2 separate regions of the Homo sapiens genome follow, and region 1 is linked to region 2. The links are chromatin loops, found by intact Hi-C in ENCODE. Cell type or tissue: CD4-positive, alpha-beta T cell. All regions are shown on one strand. Each heading gives the region's core, and the rest is flanking DNA. Links, peaks and the distances in the headings are about the cores only. Region 1 has its middle 43 kb from the start of TCF20. Region 2 holds the start of SEPTIN3 (septin 3).

Region 1 (8,322 bases), core at 119-8,118, 350 kb before region 2:
TGCACGGCAGGCAGCCAGGAGGGTGCCCCGCCTGGGCTCGAGTGGGATCTGGCTCTTACTGGCTCATGGGTGCCTTTGAAGCTGGCTACCTAATTGGGCCCTGCTGGCTGCCTGCCATTTTTCTCTGTAGCGTTGTGAGGGAGGGATCGCCCTGTGCCCACCTCGGCTCCCTTCTTCCACCCTCCCCACTGCTGGACCGTGGGAAAGGCCCACAGAACCCCCACCCTCCCGCTGTCCTGCGGCTGAGTCTACACCCCTTTCCCCCCCAGCCCCCAGCGGGAATGCAGGAGCAGAGCCCTCCTCTGAGGGTGCTGCCTTGGGCCAGTCACTTGGCCTCTCCGAGCCTCAGTTTCCACCTTGGTGAGATGGGGGTATTTTTCTTTGCCCATGTACCAGGTAGTGAGTGGGTAATGAGGTGACACTGGGGAAGGGCCTAGGTGGGCTTGGTGGGCCAGACATAGTGGGAGGAAAAGGAGATTTTCCGTCATCTGTGTTTAAATCGAAGCTCCGTCACCCAGCGCCGCCCCTCCTTCCCCACCACACACATAAACACGCACTCTAGGGAGACTTGAGAACTTGCAGTAAATTTCTGGGCGAGGTGAAATATTGCCACCTTCAGTGTGGTGATTTCCACGCTAGGGCTCTTGGCTGAACCTCCGACATTCAAGCTGGGAGTGCTCTGTGGCTAAATGAGATAATTTATTCATTTCAGCAAATGTTGAGGGTGTGCCGAGTGAGGGCGGGCGGGGAAGGTGGGGTGAGTCAGACGTGGCCAAGCACACAGAGCGCTCAGTCTGCAGGGGAGGCAGACGGATAGTGTTGCCAGTGCTCTTTGGGGGATTTGGGGTGTCTGGGAAGAGTGTTGAGGACATGGGACCATTGAAGATGCCTTACGGCCATGCCAGAGTCCACTTGGCAGCAAAGGGGTAAGGAAGGGCATTCCAGGAAGAGAAAAGCAGTGGGCACAGACGGGAAAAGACGCCTGGCACTTGGGGAAAGGGCGACGCTTGGCTGGAGTGAAGTGGTGGAGATGAGACCAGAAAGTTCTGCCAGTGTCAGCTTCAGAGGGGCTGGAGGCCAAAGAGTTTGACTGTGATCCAGGAGGTGGTGGGAGCTATCGATGGCCCTTGAGCAGGGAAGTGATGTGTTCGGATCCTGGCTTCAGCAAGAAAAGGTGGGCCAGCAGGGCGCAGTGGCTCACGCGTGTAATCCTAGCACTTTGGGAGGCCGAGGAAGGCGGATCACTTGAAGTCAAGTTCAGGACCAGCCTGGCCAACATGGTGAAACCCCGTCTCTACTAAAAATACAAAAATCAGCCGGGCGTGGTGGCGCATGCCTGTAGTCCCAGCTGCTCAGGAGGCTGAGACAGGCGAATCGCTTGAACCTGGCAGGTGGAGGAGGAGCCTCTGCCCACCTCGCCCTTCTCTGACCCTCCAGGCTCTGACAGATTAACTTGTGGGCCAGTCTGTCTCCTTGAGTATGTGTGGTGTGCCCCTGCTGCATGGGTGCAGGGAAGGCCCAGGGGACTGAACTGAGCAGAGACTCCCATGCTAGTGCTCTTTTGGGTGTCACATTTTCACAGGGTCAGCGTTTGGGAGCATCTTCTCATCACCACTCTGGCCCTGGAAGCCTGCAGGCACTTTGCAGTCTTTATTCCATTTGTGCCTGGTGACTTTCCTAGCCTGCAAACCTGCCTGGGTCCCTTCTTCCTTGGAAGCTGCCAGGGCTCCCTGGTGCTCGGATAAAGTCCAAATCCTGCCTTGATGTGGCCTCTTGTCTTTAAATCTTTTTTTTTTTTTTTTTTTTTTTGAGACAGAGTCTTGTTCTGTCACTCAGACTGGAGTGCAGTGGCGCGATCTCAGCTCACTGCAACCTCCGCCTCCTGGGTTCAAGCGATTCTCCTGACAACGAGTAACCTGGATTACAGGCATGCACCACCACGCCCAGCTAATTTTTTGTATTTTTAATAGAGACGGGATTTCACCATGTTGGCCAGGATGGTCTCAAACTCCTGACCTCAAGTGATCCACCCACCTCGGCCTCCCAAAGTGCTGGGATTACAGGCGTGAGCCACCACGCCCAGCCTTGTCTTTATATCTTTACTCCTGCTGTTCCCTCTGCCTGGATGCCTTTCTTGTCTCCTCCACCTGGGGCTACCTCTGGTTCATCTGCCACTCTAATGATGCCTCCTCTGGGTAGTCCTCTCTGACCAGCCCTGTCCCAGGATGGTAGATGTCTTATGTGCCCCCCTCTCTGGCCCCCTAGGCTTCCCTCATTCATGGCACTGTCCACACCTTCCTGAAGCCACCAGCTTCAGTGAGGAAGTCTCACTCAGTGTTGGCCCCATGGCCAGCCCAGGACTTTGCCCAGAGGTAGAACCAGTGAAAGTTTGTTGAGTGAATAGGCAAGGGAGTGGATGTTGCTCTTCCTGCCTATGTCCAGCCCATTCCACCTGCCTGGGCTGCCCTCCTTTCCTCTCTTACCCTGTGTGCCTGGCCTGGATACCCCAGCTTCAAGCTGCCTGTCCTTCAGAGAGTCCTTCCTCTCTGAGCCTGTCCTCACCTGCAGCCCACCTGCCATGAGGACCCCAGATGGAGCCCACTGTGGTGCCTCTCCTGCACCCCCAGCATGGTGTGTGAGCACCCTGGGGCTCCCACTGGCTTCTCCCACTTTTCATTGCTTCAGGCCCCCATTAGGTGGCTGGTGATTGCTGACAGACTGAACTGTTCCAGAACCTCCCCTGTCAGGACTGCCCTGGGGAAATCTCTAGAGGTGTCCACAGCCTCCTGTCTGCCCCCTCCCTGCTTGGGTCTCCTCAGACCATTCCTTGATTCCAGGTTTCTGAAAAATTGTGTGAAAACTGGCTTTGTGTCATCAGATCCAATTTCCTGCCACCTCTTACTTTTAAAGGAGGCACAGCCAGTTTAAAACAAAAACATCCTGCTGTGGTGTGAGCTGAAGACTTTGGGCCAGGAGGCTGGGCTGTGAGGGCCTTCCGCTCTGCCACCTCCCCTCATTCAGCCGCTCCCCTCCTCCCTGGGTCGGGGCTGGAGGGAGGGGTTCTGGAGCCCAGGTTTTCGTGCCCCTGCCCTCTTTATTGTTGTTGAATCCCCTCTCCAGATGCTGCTCCAGAATCCTCTCTGAAGTTTCTAGAGTTCATTCTTCCTTCCTTCATTCAGCAGACATCCACCGGGTGCTTGCACTGTGCCAGTCAGCACTGGGCTTGTGGGCACAGAGCAGACAGGAGGGGTGCAGGGCAGGACCCCCTGTTCTCCCTGGGAGAGGCGGGCTCCCTGCTAGCCCTCAGCCCTTGGCTTGGGCCTCCTGGGTGCAGGACCTGCGGGTTCCTCTTCCCGCCTGGTAATTGCTAGCTCCCCGGCTCTGGGAAGCAGCTGGGTCAGGTGTGGGCTGCCTGCCCACATGCCTGGCCGCCTGCCCGCCTGCCGCAGGAGGCATCGATGCCTGGGATTCAAGCTCCTCCGAGGGCCTGCGATGTGGCCATGGGGAAATCATTTTCTGACAATGGCCATCAATTTCGCTGAGAGCCCATCGGCGCTCTGGCAGCCTGTCCCCCGGCAGCGGCAGCTGGTCCGTGTCAAGCCCCCAGGTGTCCTGATGACAGAAGCGATTCGCATTAGGCATCTGCCCCAGAGCACACATCCGGAAGAGACGGATTCTGGCCAGTTCCAGACATGCACCACATCACCTCCAAGTTTATCTTCAGGTCCTTGGGTTAGCGGAGATGTCTTCTCTCTGCCCTGGAGTGGCCACAAGGGGCCCCTATAGGGCAGCCCCAGCCTCAGGAACGGGGCTCCCTGCTGAGCCTGTATCTGCCTTGTTGCAGGCGCTATGTAGGCACAAAGGTCACAGCTCTGAACACAGCAGACAGAGCACCTGCCGTTGCACTGAGAAGGGAAGGACAGGAAGGAGGCAGTCACGCACAGATCTTGGGAAAGAGCATTCCAGGCAGCGGGAACAGCCGGGGCAAAGGTGTTCCCTGAGGCGGGGAATTCTGTTGGCCCGGCGCGGTGACTCACGCCTCTAACCTCAGCACTTTGGGAGGCCGAGGCGGGCAGATCACTTGAAGTCAGGAGTTTGAGACCAGCCTGGCCAGCTTGGCGAAACCCTGTCTCTACTAAAAATACAAAAGTGAGCTGGGCGTGGTGGCACACTTGTGTAATCCCAGCTACTCGGGAGGCTGAGGCGGGAGAACTGCTTGAACACAGGAGGTGGAGGTTGCAGTGAGCCAAGATCGTGCCCCTGCACTCCAGCTGGGGCGACAAAGCGAGACTCTGTCTCAAAAAAAAAAAAAAAAAAAAGAAAGAATTCTGTTGAGGCTGCAGTGAGCCTCAGGTGTCTTGGGGACATCCAGGGTCCTAACAGAACCCCAGAGGTATCCACAGGAAAGTGAGTTGCATTCTGGCAGATGATCGAGGCACCCCCTGGAGGAGGTGGTGTGAGGCAGGAAGCAATGTGAAGGAAGGCTGAGAGGGTAATGGGAGAGTGCAGCGGGCAGGGCTCTGCTCGCAGCTGCAGGGGCCTTTCCTGACTTGTGGAGAGGATGCTGTATTGCACGAGGCAGGTCTAGGCACCTCTGGCTCTCAGAGGCCTTTGAGAACCTCGCCTTGTCCATGCTATGGGGTCAGCGGGATTGGGTTGAGACCCTACTGTGCACCAGGGGGTTCGCCTGCATCCTAGCAGCTGTCTCCATTTATTGCAGGCCTACTGAGTGCCAGGCACTGAAGAAGCTCTTGGCCTATGGTGTGACACAGCCCACAGGTGGGCATTAGCACCTGCACTCCCAGGTGGGGAAGGTGAGGCCCAGAAAAGTCCGGAGGCTTGTCCAGGGTCCACAGTATGGTGATGGTGTGACTCAGGCTGGGGAGCCTGAGCTGGGAAGATTGCAAGAAGCTGGTTGTCCTGAGCATTCCTGGACAGGAAACAGTGAGCCACCCCCAGTACTGGAGCTGGCTCCCCAGGACCCAGCTTCGTCCTCAAGGCACCTTTCCCCTGGGCTCTGCAGACGTGGGCCTTGAGGCCTGGGCATTGGGCATGCAGGGCACTAGATTGGGGCCCCATGCTTTCACCTGTGGCTCAGACAATGGGGAGAGGAGGGAGATACTCTATGAGCTTCCAGGGACTTGCAGCTCCTGGCTCTTCATGAAGGGATGACCAGTCACATCTTGCAGATGGGGAGCCTGAGGCTCAGCAGGGATGGGGGGTGACCGGGACCTGACAGCAATGGGATTGCCAGGCCAGGGCGGCAACAGGTCTGTCTGTCCCCACAGCCCACTCCACACCCTGGGGAATGGGTGATAATAGAGCTGGCTCTGAACGTGGGTCATCACCTTGGGCTTTGATCCCCATAGTGGTTTTGTGGGTAGTGTGGATTCTAGAATCCAAGCTCCCCCAACCCTCATTCCCCCAGGCCCGCCTCCATAGCTCCTTTTGTATATTCCTCTGAGGCCTGGGGCCCCACCTGGCCTGGCTCCATCAGACCCCCTCAATAAGGTCAAGTCCAGCCAGGGAACCCATTTATTCTACCAGCTACACCCATGGGGATCTCATTCTCAGCAGCTGCTGGTCTAGACAAGGCAGGGCCATGTCTGTGTGGGCTGTCCTGGTACCAGGCAGGTGGCCCGCTGACTACTGGGGGACCAGTCAGGAGGGGCAGTGGCAGAGTCCTTGCTGCTGTAATCCCCACAGCTGCTTACTCATTCACTCATCCATGATGGCACCTTCTCGGCATTGGAGAGTGCCCTTCTTCTGTAGCTCCTGCACCTGGTGTAATGTTGGCCATATAGTACATACCCTATCACTACTTCCTGTCTCTGCAAGGTGATTTCTAAGTCCTAGGAGCAACCTTCCCCATCCTCCATGTCTTCCTCCTTCTCTGTTGCCTTTTGGCAGAAGTTTTACCGTTTGTGATTCATTCCTTTGGCATAACTGTTGCCCTAAGTTCTTCTAAAATGCAGAACCCTAGAGTCTCACTACCCCTTCTAGGAAGGAGACCCTTTCAAGTCCCAGCTTCTGGGTAACCTATGTGCCTAGGAGAACAGGGCTGTCTTGACTATGCAGGGCTCTGGTGCAGGGGTCTGTGGAAGAGACGGGGAAATCAGAGTTGGGAGGACACGCGGCAGCTCCTGTGTGCCTGCAGGGTGCCCGGGATTGCACTTTTCTTGCTCTTTTCAGCCCTACAGCCCTGGGCTTGGGATGTTTTCATCCCCGTTTTGCAGGGGAGGGGACTGAGGCACCGCTAGCAGGTTTCCCAGCTGGGAGGGCCAGGCCTGGGGTCTGCATGATTCCCGTCCATACCCTTCAACTGCACCTTGCTCCTGTCCACAACATGGGTGTATGATGGTGGTGTGGCCCCTGCAGGGCACCAAGGTCAGCCCCTCTGGTTTGCAGCTGCTGAGAGAGGGCCCAATCCTCACAGCCTTTTGTCCTTTAGGAAAGGTGATCACTTCTAGAGGCTGATTTGATCCCCACACCACCCTGAGGCAAAAATGTCCTCGTTTCTCTTATGAGGAAACTGAGGCACAGGGGGTACCTACTCTATGACACACCATTCAGTGCCCCTCCTGCCCTTCCCCCCAGTCCCCTTGGGAAAGGCCTTGGGCCTGGGCCTGGTGCCAGGAGATGAAGCACTTAGGCAGCCCCCTTCTGCCTCCCTGACTGCAGGTCCCAGTCGCCAGCCCCGCAGGGACCCCTGCCCAGAGCCTGCCGCAGGTGGGAGGGCTGGCGTGCAGGTCCTTGAGGGGAGGCAGGCTGTGTGTGAGCCGCAGTTTGGGAGCCTGGCCACCCCCCTGTCCCCCGATTCCTGCACTCGTGTGCACCTTCTGAGGGGAGCAATCCCTGGATGCCACCGGGCCAGCCTTGGGCCAGCCATACGGTTCCTAAGTGTTCCTCCCTCCAGGCCGTATTTTCTTGGGTATTGATGAGCCAGTGTCATCCAAGATGCAGCCAGAAGCTGAGCTAAACTCAAGACAGATTGAGCCTCCGCCTCATCAATCTGCCTGCCGCTGCTCTGCTGGGGAGAAAAGAGGGCGGGCAGGCGGGCGGCCCAGGCTCTGCGGGGCCCTCCTGGGCTCTCAGAGTGGCCTCCTTAAACCACAGATCCACCTGTTGGGGCTGGCTTGTCACTCTCTGTCCAGGAATTTGCAACTTTCCAGACTCAGGCTCCTGGCCTGGCCACCCATTGCCTGGGGGCTAAAATCCACCCTGCTCATGTCCACCACAGGCCCTGTCTCCTTGCACTCCATTGCCACGCCAGTCCTCTCCACTGTATTCCAGCCATGCGGGCTGCCACTTCCACGAGCCATACTCCTTTCCTCCTCAGGGCTCTGCCTGGAAAGTTCTCTGCATGCCTTCCTCGTCTAGCCTGGCTGAAACACTGCTTCCTCTGAGCCCACGCGCCCCCCTGGCTGGATTCCTGTTATTGTCGACAGTCTCTTAGCACCACTTACTCCCCCCCGCACAACCCCCCAGAGAGCTGGCATCAATGGGTTATTTGTGAGAGTCTCTCACTGTCTGTCTCCCCCAGTGGGACATGGGCTCCGTAGCCCCAGGGACTGTCCATCTTGTTTCCACTAGATCCCCAGGACCTGGCACATAGTAGGCCCTTAGCAAGTGTTAGATGAATGTGCCAACATATGATTGTCATTGCCCTAATTAAACACTTTCCATTTCCTACTGCCCCTGGGATGAAATGTAAACTCCTCAGTGTGGCAGGCAGTTAAGGCCTGCAAGGTCCAACAGAAACAATTCCCTCTGCCTAGAGTTTGCTCCTCATTTTTTCCTCCTCATCTGCCCCTTTATAAACTCCTACACATCCTTCAAAGTCCACCTTTTCTGGGAAAACTTCATGGCCGCTCCGGGCAGTTGGCTGTTCTGCCCTCTGATTCAGCAGTGCCTGGGCACCAGGCCCTGTGCAGGGCACTGGAGAGACAGGGCTGGAAGGGGTAAGATTAGGGCCAGTGTGGAGTTAGCCTTGGACACAACCTCAGAGCATCCTCATGGCGATGATGACAGAAGCAGCTTCCCAGGCAGTTTGTGTTTTTCTTACTTCATCCTCACCACAACACTGTGAGGTGCTGGTGTCACCCCTATTCTGCAGACGAGGACAGCAAGGCTCAGAGAGGTGACGACTGGCAGCTGACATGAAAAGCCAGACAGGGCAGTCCAGAGGCACTTTGAGAGGAAAGAAGTCTGAGCTGAGACTGGAAGGAAGAATACAGGTTTTCTAGGCAGTGGGGAGTTGCAGGGGCGTTGCTGGCATTGGGGACAGTGTGGGCAGAGGTGTGGAGGGCCACGGGCACGGTT
Region 2 (8,322 bases), core at 17-8,016:
GTGGTCTTAGTAGATGGGCCACTCCCTGCTACTCTGGACTCCAAGTAACTCACCCTCTAGAAAAAAGTTGGTTTGGTTGCTTTTAACACAGCAGGCTGGGACCTGCAGCTGGGGGACAAGGCCAGGGCTGGTGGGAGGAGTCAGTTCCAGAGGGCTCATGGGGAGGGGAGTGATCATGTAGCCAGGTCCTTGAGGTCTGCAGCAGGGACGGGGAAGGCAGGGCACCGGACAGGGAAGGCATCACCCCTCACAATGGTGCCCCCAGCCCCTCATCCCTCTCCAGCCATATATTTGTATCCAAGACTGTCCTGGCCTCCAACCCTTTCCCACCTGGCCTATCACTGCAGCCCTGAACTTCTGCCCCCTCCTGCACAGCCACATCCACTTGGGCACACACGTTTACCCTGCACTTAGCCACAAACAGCTCCCCTCAGTGTGCACACCCACACACAGAGCAGGCCAGAGGACAGGGTGTCCGAGGGCATCACCCGACTCCCCATCCCCTCACTGCACTCCCATCTTCCATGGATTGCTTGGTCCTTCCCCACCCCACCCCCACCACCCTCCCACCCCCACAAACCCCCACACCCTTCCACCCCCCTACACACCTACCTTGATCAGAGGACAAGAAGGATCCAGTGTGTCTGGGAAGATAAGGCACACGCAGGCCCCTCACCTCCCCTGCACTCAGAGTCTGGCCATGGTGGCCAGCTTAGGGGCCTTGTCCCTCTGGTCCCCTCCTCAGCTCCTGCTCAGCCTCCAGGCCACAGTCCCCAGGCACAGGGCCCAGCCCTCTGCTCACTGTCCCACCAGCTACATCCCCGGAGACCGTGCTGGGCTGGGCTCTGGTGCAGGGAGGGGCTGGCTTCCTAGGAGTGGGCGGCTGTGAATGGCTGCTCTGAGCCTCTGGAATCCTGAAGAGCCATGGGAGGCTGGTAACGGCCAGGCTGGCACTCACGGCCACCTGCAGGGAGGTTCCCTGCAGCCTGCCCTCCCCAAATCTGCTCTGTCTCCCACAGACTTTGATGCCTGGGGAGTCTGCAGTAAAAACAGGGGTACTCCAAATATGGCTGCACTCTGGTAGTCCCAGCGCGAGTCTCCCTCTGGCTCTGCCTCTGTGCCCTTCATGCCCTGTTCAGCTCTGCAACCCTCAGACCATCTTGCCCACTCACCTGGTCTTTCCTCAAGGGGGCTGGAGTTCCTGGAGGCTAGAGCTCCTTCCACAACTATTCCCTGAGCCCCAGCTTGCTCCAGCTGGACCCTGTACCCAGACCCTAAGGGTGTGAAGAGGACCCCGCCCTAGGCCTGCCCCTGAGGGGACCACAAAGCCACCCAGCCTGGCTCTGGCAATGCCGACTCTCAGCAGCCCCTGGCCCTGGGGCTGGGATGGGAGCCCTCTTCTGTGTTCCCACAGCCCTCGGCTGCCTCTGTCATAGCAGTGGTGATAATAACAATGGTGCTGATAACAGCTACTATTTCCTGAGCACTTGCTCTGTGCCCGGCACCATGCCAGGGCTGGGCGGAGCTCACAGTCTGCTAGGAAGATAGGTATGTAAACAGATCCTATAGTACTGTCCTGTACGGTGATGGCAGATGTCCTCCGAGCACTCACCCTGAGTCAGGAACTAGGCTAAGCATTCTCCTGGCATCTCCTTTAATCTCCGCCTCATCACCTGCTTTTTACCGAGGAGGACATTGCAGCCCACACAACACTGTGTTGTCTGGTCTGCTCTCCTGTGTGTCTCTCTCTTTAGCGAGTGAGCTTCTGGAGCTGCGCTGGGCAATACAACTTTCAGTGATAATGGAAATGTTCTATGTCTGTGCTGTCCAGTACAGTAGCCACTAGCCACAGATGGCTACCGATCACTTAAAATGTGTCTACAGTGACCAAGGAACTGGATTTTTTAGTTTATTTTAATCTGTGGCTACCATATTAGCTCAGCTCTGTTTCGTTTGTTGTTGCTGTTGTTGTTATTAGTTTTTTTGAACAGGGTTTCACTCTGTCGCCCAGGCTGGAAGACAGTGGCGCCATCATGGCTCACTGCAGCCTCTTGGGCACAAGTGATCCTCCCACTTCTGCCTCCAGAGTAGCTGGGACCACAGGCATGCACCACCACGCCCAGCTAAGTTTTTATTTTTTGTAGAGACGGGGGTCTCCCTATGTAGCTCAGGCTGGTCTCGAACTTCTGAGCTCAAGCAATACTCCTACCTCCACCTCCCAAAGTGCTGGGATTACGGTCGTGAGCCACCATGCCTGGGTGGAAAGCTCAGTTATGAAGGTCCTGGATCTTCTTCTCTGGGCCCCAGGGTCTGGCAAAAATTGGCTTCAGTAAGTTTCTTTTTCTTGAGAGTCTCACTCTGTCACCCAGGCTGGACTGCAGTGGCGGGATCTCAGCTCACTGCAACTCCGCCTCCCGGGTTCAAGCCTCAGGATTCTCCTGCCTCAGCCTCCCAAGTAGCTGGGATTACAGGTGTGTGCCACCACGCCTGGCTAATTTTTGTATTTTTAGTAGAGACGGGGTTTCACCATGTTGGCCAGGCTGGTCTCAAACTTCTGACCTCAAGTAATGCATCTGCCTCAGCCTCCCAAAGTGCTGAGATTACATGCATGAGCCACCGTGCCCAACCGGTAAATTTCTTTAGAAAGAAATAATGAATGAATGAATGATTGAATGGTGATTGTGTGGGCCTAGCACCCATCCCTCTTCTTTTTTTTTTTTTTTTTTTGAGACAGAGTCTCGCTCTGTCACCCAGGCTGGAGTGCAGTGACGCCATCTCGACTCACTGCAAGCTCCGCCTCTCGGGTTCACACCATCACACCATTCTCCTGCCTCAGCCTCCCGAGTAGCTGGGACTACAAGCACCCGCCACCACGCCCACCTAAATTTTTTGTATTTTTAGTAGAGATGGGGTTTCGCAGTGTTAGCCAGGATGGTCTTGATCTCCTGTCCTTGTGATCCGCCTGCCTCGGCCTCCCAAAGTGCTGGGATTACAGGCATGAGCCACCGTGCCCAGCCCCTATCCCTCTTCTTATCCTTTCTCTCCCCTTACAGCTTTAGGTTCTCAAACTTGGCTGGGCTCTGGTTACCAGGGCAACGTGCTGGGATCCCAGTGGATGGGGGAGGGCAGCTATCTGGCGCTTCCATGCTTTGAGGCCCTGAGAACTGGCCTGACTTAAGGAAGAACAGAGGGTGCTGGGAAGGAGAGGCACAGCTCTGCCTGGACGGATTGGAGCAAGGGAGACTTTCCTGGGCCCAGCCCCATTGGATTACATGATCTCTGTGAGATAAGCAGCCTTGGGCTGAAATCAGTGGCCCTGGGTTCTCTCCCCACTTTGGCCAACGATTCACCAGGCAACGTCTATCAGATTAACTTGTGCTTCTGGGACTCAGTTGCCTTTTAAAATAGGGATCAGATGCCCTCATGTGGTCGGTCTCTTCTACTTCAAGATCTACAATTCCTCCATCTCGCTCCCTGCCAGGCTGTTAGGGCCTTGAGAGCAAGGCCTGAGTCATGTTCATCTCCGCATCCTCCTGCCCATCTGCCCTGCTTAGAGGCTTAGAGGACACTTCCTGCCCAGTAATTACAGGCCAAGTTTCAGCTGCCCTCTAGGGGCCCAAAGTGACAATGGCCCTCTCCTATCTATACATATGGTGCTTTCCCATCAAAGGAAAGATCCATAGGCCTGGAAGTGGCCTCAGAGAACAGAGGCCTCCACTCAACCACAAAACCATTGTGGTGGCCTCCCAGACAAGTGTCATAGGCTCTGGAGTCCTTCAAGCCTGGGTTTGTTACAACTATGTGATTTTCAAACAAGTCAATCCCCCTGAGCTCCCCTCTCATCTGTAAAATGGAGATTATATCAGTCAGAATGAGTTAAATTATGCTGCAGTAACAACCATTCCCAAATCCCAGTGGCTGATAACAACATGCTGATTTTTTTTTTTTTTTTTTTTTTTGAGACAGGGTCTCACTCTGTTGCCCAAGCTGGAGCGCAGTGGCACTATCACAGCTCACTGTAGCCTCGACCTACCCAGGCTCAGGTGATCCTCCCACCTCAGCCTCCTGAGTAGCTGGGACTACAGGCATGTGCCACCACGCCCAGCTAATATTTCTTCTTTTTTTTTTTCTTGAGATGGAGTTTTGCTCTTATTGCCCAGGATGGAGTGCAATGGCATGATCTCAGCTCACTGCAAACTCTGCCTCCCAGTTTCAAGCAATTCTCCTGCCTTAGCGTCCTAAGTAGCTGGGATTACAGGTGTGTGCCACCACACCCAACTAATTTTGTATTTTTAGTAGAGGCAGGGTTTCACCATGTTGATTAGGCTGGTCTCAAACTTCTGACCTCAAGTGATCCACCCTTCTCAGCCTCCCAAAGTGCTGGGATTACAGGCGTGAGCTGCGTCCAGCCTAATTTTTCTAATTTTTGTAGAGACAGGGTTTTGCCATGTTGCCCAGGCTGGTCTAAAACCCCTGGCCTCAAGCGATCCTCCTACTTCAGCCTCCCAAAGTACTGGGATTATAGGCCTGAGCCACCACACCTGGCCGCAATGATACATTGATTTCTCATCCATGTCTCATGTCCACAGTAATTTGGGTCCACTAAGGCTCTGCTCTGTGCCCTCTTCCCTCTGGGACCCAGGCTGCCTTCTAGTGCATTGCTAGTCATGTGGCAGAGGGAAGGAGGGAGTGACAAATTGTGGACTAGCCATTAGTCCATCAGCCATTCGGCCTGTACTCACTTCTAATTACAACTAATTGGCCAGAACTAGTCTTATGGCCCCACCCATCACAAGGAGGCAGGGAAGTTTAATCCTACCGTGTGCTGATAGCTGGAGAGTCAGAAACCTTTGGTGAACAGCAGTGAGGACCCACTTGCATGGTTGCCATAAGAATGCAATGGGGGGCCGGGCGCGGTGGCTCAAGCCTATAATCCCAGCACTTTGGGAGGCCTAGGCGGACGGATCACGAGGTCAGGAGTTCAAGACAAGCCTGGCCAACATGGTGAAACCCTGTCTCTACTAAAAATACAAAAAACTTAGCTGGGTGTGGTGGCGCGTGCCTGTAATCCCAGCTACTTTGGGAGGCTGAGGCAGGAGAATCGTTCAAACCCGGGAGGCAAAGGTTGCAGTGAGCCGAGATCACACCATTGCACTCCAGCTGGGCAACAAGAGCGAAACTCTGTCTCACAAAAAAAAAAAAAAAAAAAAAGCAATGGGGGCCAGGCGCGGTGGCTCACACCTGTAATCCCAGGACTTTGGGAGGCTGAGGCAGGCAGATCACCTGAGGTCAGGAGTTCAAGACCAGCCTAGCCAACATGGCAAAACCCCATCTCAACTAAAAATACAAAAATTAGCTGGGCCTGGTGGCGGGCGCCTATGATCGCAGCTACTTGGGAGGCTGAGGCAGGAGAATCACTTGAACCCAAGGAGCAGAGGTTGCAATGAGCCGAGATCACACCACTTCACTCCAGTCCAGGCGAAAGAGCAAAACTCTGCCTCAAAACAAACAAACAAACAAATGCAATGGGCAATTGCTAGTCCATGAGCTCAGTCCATGTTAGCCATTCAAATTGTTGCCTTGGCACTCTGATTTCCTTTTTTATGTATCTTCCATGATTTCCTCTGACTTTCTCATCAGTTCCAGCTGTTTACAGCTGCAGAAATAGAGGGAAATGGACCTGCCAAGGTTCACACAGTGAATCAGTAGCTGGACACCTAGGTCTCCAGGCTCCAAATACTGAGCCCGTCATACCTTATGAGGGAGGGAGAAAAAAGCTCTGCCTGCCAGGGGTTCTCTGTAAGGGTGGTTGACTGAGACTGTGATAGTCTTTTGAGGGAGCCTGCAGTCTTTGCCCTTCTCCCAAAGCTGGTCTCTCAGCCTTCCCGAGCCCTTCCTTCTCAGCCAGTGTGAAGAACTGAGGGGGCGGAACAATGAGGAGCCTGTGCCACCCTCCAGGGCTGGAATCCGAACATTGCAGCCATTCTTACTCAGGGACCCTGTACATTCCCGCCTCCTGTCCTCCTGTTCTGGGCCGAACCCTGACACACCTGCCCTTCCCCATCCTGACAGCTCTCAGATGTTGGGAAAGCTCCCAGGACTCTGCAAAACCTCTCAAAGCATTTTAAAAATCTGCACACAGCTTGATGCCCAGGAAACCTCCAAGCCTTTCTGAAATCTTGGTTTCTAAGCAAACAGGCAACTCCTGGCAGGACTTCCAAAGAAACTAGCCCCATTCTTGCAACAAGCAAGCTTTTAAGGAGGCCCTGACCAGTGCCAGTAAGGCTGCAAGCCAAGATGAGAAGATGTGGTCACTGCTCCCCACTGACGTGAACAAAATCGCAACACAAGATTAGCATTGTAATGGGGAAAGCTGCTGGGGGGGCCAGGGAAGGCTTCCTCGAGTAGGTGGTAATAGGAAGGTCATCGGGTTCTCAGTCTGGGTCTAAGCCTTCCTTGAAAAGCCACTTTCTGGTTGCTTAATCCGCCTGCCCTCCTGCCACTGGCTCACTTGCATTCTGTCTTTTGGCCACACCACTCACAGTCCTCAAAAAGGACTAGGTTCTCTCCAGAGTCCATGGCTTAACACTTGCAGCCTTCTTTCCCTTTGCAGGGAAAACTCTTATTCCACCTCCAGAACCCAGATTAATAGTCATGTCCTCCGGGAAGCCTTCCTTGACAACCCCCTTCCCCAAAAACTAGGCACTTCTTCGGTTCCGTTTCCAGTTCTGCACACATACTTCTCTTGCTGCAGGTACAGTTTTATAATTTGTCTGTTGGCCAGGCACAATGTAATCCCACTACTTTGGGAGGCCAAGGTGGGCGGATCACTTGAGGTCAGGAGTTCGAGACCAGCCTGACCAACATGACAAAACCCAGTCTCTACTAAAAATACAAAAATTACCCTGGCATGGTGACGCGCACCTGTAGTCCCAGACACGGGAGGCTGAGGCAGGAGGATCGCTTGAACCTGGGAGGCGGAGGTTGCAGTAAGCTGAGATCACACCACTGCACTCCAGCCTGGGCAACAGAGTAACACTCCCTCTCAAAAAATACTACTACTAATAATAATAGTTTGTCTGTTTATACTTCTGTAACCCCAGTTTGTGAGCTCTTCTGATGCAGGGACATCCTCTTTTCCATTACATTCTTGGTGCCAGGCCTAGGTATGTGACATGCCTCTGTAGAGTTCAAGAGGATAGCTGTGGGCCGGGCGCAGTGGCTCATGCCTGTAATCCCAGCACGTTGGGAGGCCGAGGCGGGCAGATCACGAGGTCAAGGGTTCAAGACCAGCCTGGCCAACATGGTGAAACCCCCATCTCCACTAAAAATACAAAATTAGCTGGGCATGGTGGCGCATGCCCATAATCCCAGCTATTTGGGAGGCTGAGGCAGGAGAATCGCTTGAACCCAGGAGGCAGAGGTTGCAGTGAGCCAAGACTGTGCCACTGCACTCCAGCCTGGTGACAGAGCAAGACTCCATCTCAAAAAAAAAAAAAAAAGAGGATAGCTATGTGATACATGGCGTTTATACAGTGCTTTCTTCCCCACTATCTCTGACATTTGCCATCACCCGGTGAGGGAGGTAGGGCAGGAGTGATATGAAAATGAACAGGGCTTGGATGGGCACAGTGGCTCATGCCTGTAATCCCAGCACTTTAGGAAGCCGAGGTGGGCAGATCACGAGGTCAAGAGATCGAGACCATCCTGGCCAACATGGTGAAACCCTCTCTCTACTAAAAATGCAAAAATTAGCTGGGTGTGGTGGTGCGTAGTCCCAGCTACTCGGGAGGCTGAGGCAGGAAAATTGCTCCAACCTGGGAGGCGGAGGTTGCAGTGAGCCAAGATCGCACCACTGCACTCCAGCCTGGCGACAGAGCGAGACTCTGTCTCAAAAAAAAAAAAAAAAAAAAAAGGAAAAGAAAAAAGAAAAAAAAAAAAAAGAAATGAACAGGGCTATACGGAGAACCTGACAGGAGCTGAGCACAATGCCAGACACTGGCAGGGGACATTTTTTTGAGCTTTAATCATCTGTGATTCTCAGTGCCTGACACAAAAATGTTTGGTTGTGTTTCTGAGAGCTCAGGAAACTTGCCCAAGGATGTGCAATTTAAATCAATGGTTTTATAGGATTAACTATTATCAGGTCTTGACCTCGAATCGCTCCTAGTCCAGTCCTCTGGCATCCCCTCGCAGATGGAAAAAACATCCTGCCTCCACGGGCAATGGCCTGTTTCTGTAGGCTCTGCCATCTGGGTCAAACCTTCCCTCCCCTCCACTGTGTTGCTTTTACTATACCATCTGAGGCATTTCTTTTTCATA

The links. Hi-C counts contacts between places; a loop is a spot of excess contacts. Peaks named below come from ENCODE experiments on the same cell type or tissue, not always from the same donor. Only the 100,000 strongest peaks of a DNase experiment are listed, where the experiment ranks them.
Region 1: a loop joins it to region 2, with 5 times the contacts of the local background. A loop is called at or near these places in 4 of 110 quality-filtered maps.

The regions. Positions count from the first base shown.
Region 1 is chr22:42,309,595-42,317,916 of GRCh38, reverse strand. It overlaps a transcript of TCF20 not described here. Among named protein-coding and RNA genes, the nearest start is that of TCF20, 43 kb to the right of the region's middle. RefSeq lists enhancers at 2,386-3,215, 4,047-4,876, 6,789-7,495. In CD4-positive, alpha-beta T cell, for the core only: a CTCF peak has its summit at 3,790 (motif pointing right); DNase peaks (open chromatin) are centred at 656 and 3,806; H3K4me3 peaks cover 253 bases; H3K27ac peaks cover 919 bases.
Region 2 is chr22:41,961,968-41,970,289 of GRCh38, reverse strand. It overlaps SEPTIN3 (septin 3), which reads right to left and starts at 847. Exons shown (of 12, transcript NM_001363845.2): 1 at 613-847. In CD4-positive, alpha-beta T cell, for the core only: a CTCF peak has its summit at 3,442; a DNase peak (open chromatin) is centred at 3,449.